Regions from separate parts of the Homo sapiens genome. Here region 1 is linked to region 2. A link is a loop called in an ENCODE intact Hi-C map of the cell type or tissue named here. Cell type or tissue: ascending aorta. All regions are shown on one strand. Each heading gives the region's core, and the rest is flanking DNA. Links, peaks and the distances in the headings are about the cores only.

What was found. Peaks named below come from ENCODE experiments on the same cell type or tissue, not always from the same donor. Only the 100,000 strongest peaks of a DNase experiment are listed, where the experiment ranks them.
Region 1: a loop joins it to region 2, with 2.6 times the contacts of the local background. A loop is called at or near these places in 3 of 110 quality-filtered maps.

What each region holds. Positions count from the first base shown.
Region 1 is chr4:26,021,172-26,024,081 of GRCh38, forward strand. It overlaps LOC124900689 (a long non-coding RNA gene), which reads left to right and starts at 26. Exons shown (of 2, transcript XR_007058093.1): 1 at 26-236. In ascending aorta, for the core only: no CTCF peak of the experiment used is centred there; a DNase peak (open chromatin) is centred at 1,290; H3K4me3 peaks cover 830 bases; H3K27ac peaks cover 1,555 bases.
Region 2 is chr4:26,203,475-26,206,384 of GRCh38, forward strand. All of the region lies in intron 2 of LOC124900690 (a long non-coding RNA gene), which reads right to left. It also overlaps a transcript of RBPJ not described here. Among named protein-coding and RNA genes, the nearest start is that of RBPJ, 120 kb to the right of the region's middle. RefSeq lists enhancers at 1,052-1,141, 1,125-1,626. In ascending aorta, for the core only: no CTCF peak of the experiment used is centred there; a DNase peak (open chromatin) is centred at 1,577; H3K27ac peaks cover 1,099 bases.

The DNA.
Region 1 (2,910 bases), core at 271-2,770, 180 kb before region 2:
AAAAGCAAGCTAGGTGAGAGAATTCATTCATCTTTTACCACACTGCAAGGGACAGAGGCAATTTTTCTCCCAGGATTCAGGACTAAAGTAGATGATCTTCTGGACTTCTCTGTGACATTTCACTGAAATTGCATTTCACCGAAAACAAACAAGCAAACAAAAATCTTCCTTTTGAGAAGATAATCCCCAGAAGTTAAAAGAAAGAGTAGTAGTCCAGTTGGAAGTTGCAAAAAAATGTAAGTACACATGTCATTTGAAGGGGTGCTTGTGTATGTGTGTGTGTGTGTGTGTGTGTGTGGACTCTTTCAGTTGCAAGATAGAGCAACTCAACTACAAGTGGCTTAAACAAAATGGGGGTTTTATTTGTATTATAGAAAAGTCCAAGATAGATCAGTCTTCAGTCATGGCTGGATCCAGGTGCTCAGATGATGTCATATGAGTTCTTATCCCTCTCCCTCACTCATCTCTGGTTCAACATGACCACCAGCAGCCCCAGACTTACATTCTGCCAGCTAGACACATCCCTGGGGGAATGTGTGCTTCTTTCCCAGAAGTCTTTTTAAAAGTTCCAGGTTTGCATCTCAATAGCCCAAATTGGATTTAGTGTCCATCCCTACACCAATATGGGTGCCTCCAATTGGCCAGGCCTTGATCACACACTCCTGAAGCAGGGTGGGTTAAGGCAGACTCCAACCAAACTACATGGACTTTAAAAAAAAAAAAAAAGGATGATATTACCAGAAAGGAAAATGGTTTGGCAACAGCAAAGGATGCCTGTTACAGTGGAATGTGTATGTAATGGTGAAATAAATAAGAAGAAGAAAAGAAAGGCAGCTGGTAGGATGCTGGCAGAGGGCAATGAGCAGGTCTGTCCTAAGTGAACTCGGGTCGGCAGGCTTAGTTCTCAAACCGGTTGCCTTGATTAATGGTAAAAACAATAACATTTCAAGACCTGAAACACATCTCCTTAAATTTCATCAAAGTGTCCAGTAAGTGCTGATGTTTACGGATGTCACCGTCACCCAGGGTTGCTGTTTCCCCTGGACAGCCGGGTAAGCAGGCAGCTGTCTATCAGGACTAAATGAAAGAGGTTCGAAAGCCAATGCAGAAAAGTCGAGAACTTGGCTTGTGCAGTGCATCATAAAGGAAGGAGGGAAGAGGGAGAAGCCTTGGCAATTTGTTTTTAATATTTTTGCTTGTTTTGGATGCCACGAAAGCCTCATATATTGGCTCTTGACTAATAAAAACAGAGGAGAAGCCAGGCTGGAAACCTGGCTGTGTTTCCGTGCACAATTAGGTTTGTTTGTTTAGGTCTCTTTTTATTTGTTTTCAGATGACTCAGATATGAATACTGCAGGCCTTTCAAAGTGAAGTGTTCATATGTGTATTTTAGGTCTAGGGCTTCGCCAAGTGCAGAAAGACTTGGCTCCCTGAGGTTATTTTCCTATCCAGGGGTTTTTCAAACTTTCAAGTGGAGCTGAAGAATGCTGCTGCAAGCCAGGTTCTTTTTCTTAGCAGATCCCAGCTTGGGGTTGTAGGGGGGACAGGGATTGCAAACATACAAACACAAAAATCCCCAAACAGTGCACAAGGGCACCCATTGTGCTGATCCCGGCACTGCCTCTCCCTGATGGCTTTACCATCTGCATACTTCCGTCATCTCTGGAAACCTCTTCACGAGTCTGCCTCCCTTTCACCAGACAACCAAGTCCAGAGGTGGACTCTCCTTTCCTCTCTATCTGGATCTGTGTATAAACTGTTCTGCTTTCAAGATTCTCCTTTTTCATCGCTATAATTTGGAGTCTGAAGCCTCCTATAAAATGCAGAGATATTTACAATCTGGGAAGCTGCCAAGCATCTGGCTGAGCTCCTACCCCTAAGGGTGGTGTCTCCTGCAGGAATGGTTTGCTTCTGGCCAGTTGACCCAGCTTCCAGGGCCCTGGGAAGGGTCTAGGGAGAGGTTGAGCAGTAGTCTTTCTCCCCAGGATGAGCAGGATGCAAACCAGGCAATGATGAAGACCACTCTGGTCTCCTTTCTTGGAGATGAGACTTCTTTCCAGTATCCCTGCCTCTGCATTGATGAATCAGAGAATAGGGACAGCCTGAAGTGGTCCCAGCTGTGTTCAAATACTCAGGATCTATATAGGCACCAGAAGCAGGTTTCCTAAGCTCCCTGGAAGCTGGTCACAGCCTAAGAGTCTCTGACAGCCTCCCTAGCTCACAGACCACGTGAAACGGAAGACACTGACCAATGCATTAGCCAGAGAAGCACTTTCCTATGTTATTCACTCCAGCAAAACGTCTGGTAGCCAAGATTGCATTTTTCAATGCTCCTCTCCCTCTGAATTTGCCCCTCAACTCTTCTGCTTTTAAGACGCTCCTCTTTCAGTGTTGCAGCATAGAGGCTGACGCATCTGAAACTTTTAGGAGAAAGATTTATTCTGTCAGAATTCACATATTTCAGGAATGTCTTTTTTTTCCCCAAACCACTGTCTTCCAGAACTGTATCCTGGGGTCAAAGAAAAAATCGGTCCAATCTTGCACCTTCCACACCTACACTGCTGTGTCAGCACAGGCAGTGATTGGAATAATGGCCCTGTGTCATCTCAGCAGACACTGAGATAAGGATTTGAGTGCAAACAGTTTAGTCGAGCGGCGAGCCCAGGAAGCAACTCAGTGGGGAGATGACCCTGAGCGACTGGACCTCAATCCTGCTGGGGACCCTCTAAGAGGAGGAACAGTGGAATATGCCCGTGATTGTCCCACTGAGGGACAAGGAAGCTGGCTCTTAATGGTTGAGGGTTTATCTTGGCATCTTAACTCCTGGGCACTTCCAAGTACACTGCCAATCAGGGAACATCTTCAGGCAGAAGAGATGTAGAACTTTCCAGAGGCCACTTCCAGGGTAGG
Region 2 (2,910 bases), core at 106-2,605:
TTAGCATGATCTGTCATAAATTTATTTATCTCTGTGCTGTCTGTCTTCCTCCCCTAACAAGTAAGCTCGGTGAGAGAAGGGACTTCTCTCTATTGTGTTCATGGCTCTGTCCTCCACTCCTAAACAGGAACTGGCTCAGACCAAAGGCTCTGTTGAGTGAAAGAATGATTGGCCACTGCTGCTACCTGTGGGGTCCACCACATAAAGGCATTAGCTGCCAGCAGACCCACCATACCCCCAACATGCTTTCATCTCAACAAAGTGAGGAGGTGATCAGCAGCAATGGGGCCACGGAGGTTGGCCTTTAAGTAATTGCTTCATTGCCTCACTCTACCTGAGTACATCCATCAGATCAACCGGACCAGAATTTATTGTGCCTGACAGTTAGGAACCTGAGGTTCTGGTCCTGATGCTACCTCTGTCCTGCTGCATGGTCTCAGCTATGTTGTTTAAACTCACTGGGCCTTAAAATGAAGCCAGATGATCAAGTGACCAGGGTCTCACTCTCCCACGGGGCTGGAGTGTAGTGGTGTGATCACAGCTCACTGCAGCTTCAACCTCCCAGGCTCAAGCTATCCTCCCGCCTCAGCCTCCCGAGTAGCTGGGACCACAGGTGCGTGCCACCATGCCTGACTAATTTTTGTATTTTTTGTAGGGATGGGGGGGTCTCACCATGTTGCCTAAGCTGGTCTTAAACTCCTGGGCTCAAGTGATCCTTCCGCCTTGGCCTCCCAAAACACTGGGATTACAGGTGTGAGCCACCATGCCTGGCTGAAGTCAGTGATTTTTTTTCTTTAATGTGAAAGAAATAGAGTACATAGTTTTTGCACTCAAAAAATGCTGAATCTAGCAGAGGAAGTTGTCCCCACACCAATGAAAGAGGTGTCGCCTTTGAAGACAGGACATACTGAGTCTGCTCAGTAAAGGCTGTCAGAGTTCAGGAAATGATTTGCAGAGGAAGGCGCCTTACTGGTCCTTGGGGACGGGTCTATGCAGCCCAAGCATCTGTGCAGTTACACAATGTGCTTATGAGCGTGGGTGGCCCTTCTAGCCATCCGCTGGGGATGGGACTACTCGTGGGTAGCCTGGTAGATGTGGCCATGCAGAGGGGTAGCACATTGAGATGAGATGACCTGGGTGAAGCTCACTGTTGTGTCCAAGTTGGAAGTGACACAGCTCAGCAGTGGGACACACGAGGGGAATCCCAACACCACCAGCTATGAGATGTCTGGCCTCAGTTTTCTTAGCATGAACATAGCACTGCTCTCGTAAAATGGTTATGAGGGTTCAGTAAAATACAGCATACAAAGTGCTTAGCATAAAGCATGGTAGACAGTAAGTGCTCAATAAAGGTTAACAGTAGCCTTGTTTTATTACTGTTAGTGTGTGCCCTGGAGCATTCTTTCTGAGTTGGGCTAAATATAGTCTCACCCCCTGCACTCATTTCACTGGAGACACCGGTCAGAAAACTGTGAGAATCTGGCAAGTGTGGAGTTGGCCACCTTTCCAAAGGGATGTGCCAAGGTCCTGGCCTCGGCGCCAGGGGCCACGTGGCTGGAAGGAGCTGCCTCTGGGAGCAGAGTTACGACTGCAGGATGGGGGAGGGGCTCAGTTAAGGGCCCAGGGCTCCCGCTGGCCACCAGGAGCACAGGAAGAGGGCCAGCCAACAGGTTCTCAGAACAGGCATGCAGTGACAGCTCTTGGCTGTCTTTCTCAAGCAGTGGCAGGTGTGCACTTATCTTTAGCAAGGAGAAGAGATGTGGGAGCAGCTCCGGCCCTGTGCCATCTTTCACTGCCAGCTGCCAGTGTGGAGTATAGGACATTGCCTCACCCTCTGCACAGTGTAGAAGAACCCAACACAGACCATGGAGGGCCCATGAGGCTGGATTAGCAGCTGCAATTCTGGAGTCAGGCTCCTGGGTTGACTATGTGGGATTCCTTTTTAGCTTTTCTTATTGCCCTCTCCTTGCCCCACCGCACAGTCCTACATTGCTGCAGTTGTCAAACTTTCAAATGGGAGCTGGGCGGCATGGCATGAGCCTGTAATCCTAGCTACTTGGCAGGTGGGGATTCCAGACCAGCCTGGGCAACATAGAGAGACACCATCTAAAAAAAATTTTTTTTGTTTTGTTTTTGGAGATAGAGTCTTACTCTATTGCCCAGGCTGGAGTGCAGCGGTACAGTCTCAGCTCACTGTAACCTCCACCTCCCAGGTTAAAGCAATTCTCCTGCCTCAGCCTCCTGAGTAGCTGGGATTATAGGCATGCACTACCACTCCTGGCTAATTTTTGTATTTTTAGTAGAGACAGGGTTTCACCATGTTGGCCAGGCTGGTTTCAAACTCCTGACCTCAAGTGATCTGCTCACTTCATCCTCCCAAAATGCTGGGATTACAGACATGAGCCGCCACACCCAGCCTAAAAAAATTTTTTAAGAAAAAAAAAACTTCTAAATGAAACTCAAGTTACAAAGAATAAGTAATCCATTCAGTCTGTTGAGTTGAGTAAATATGATATATGCGTATTTTTTTTATAAATTACACATAGATGAACATGTGGCATATAGTCTTATACCTAAAATAAGTGGATAATATGGTAGTCTACGTGAAAACACTAAAAGCTTTACTACCTCTCTTCTAGAAAATCCCAACTGCCACTACTGCCTCCCACTTCTCCCCAAAATGAAAAGATTTCGAACATTCTAATGTACACAGTTCCATCATGGCTACAATGATTATTTTCTTTCAAAGCAATGGTTTTCATTTGCCAAGATTGATTTATTTTTGTTTAGTGTTTTTTCGCCCTTGGTGTGACAAGTCTTGGTGATAACTTTAGCAAGAAGAGGGACTGTGACTATCCTTGTGAAATTAGCAGTTGCTTCAAATCATCTTCTTCCTCCATAGATCCAGAT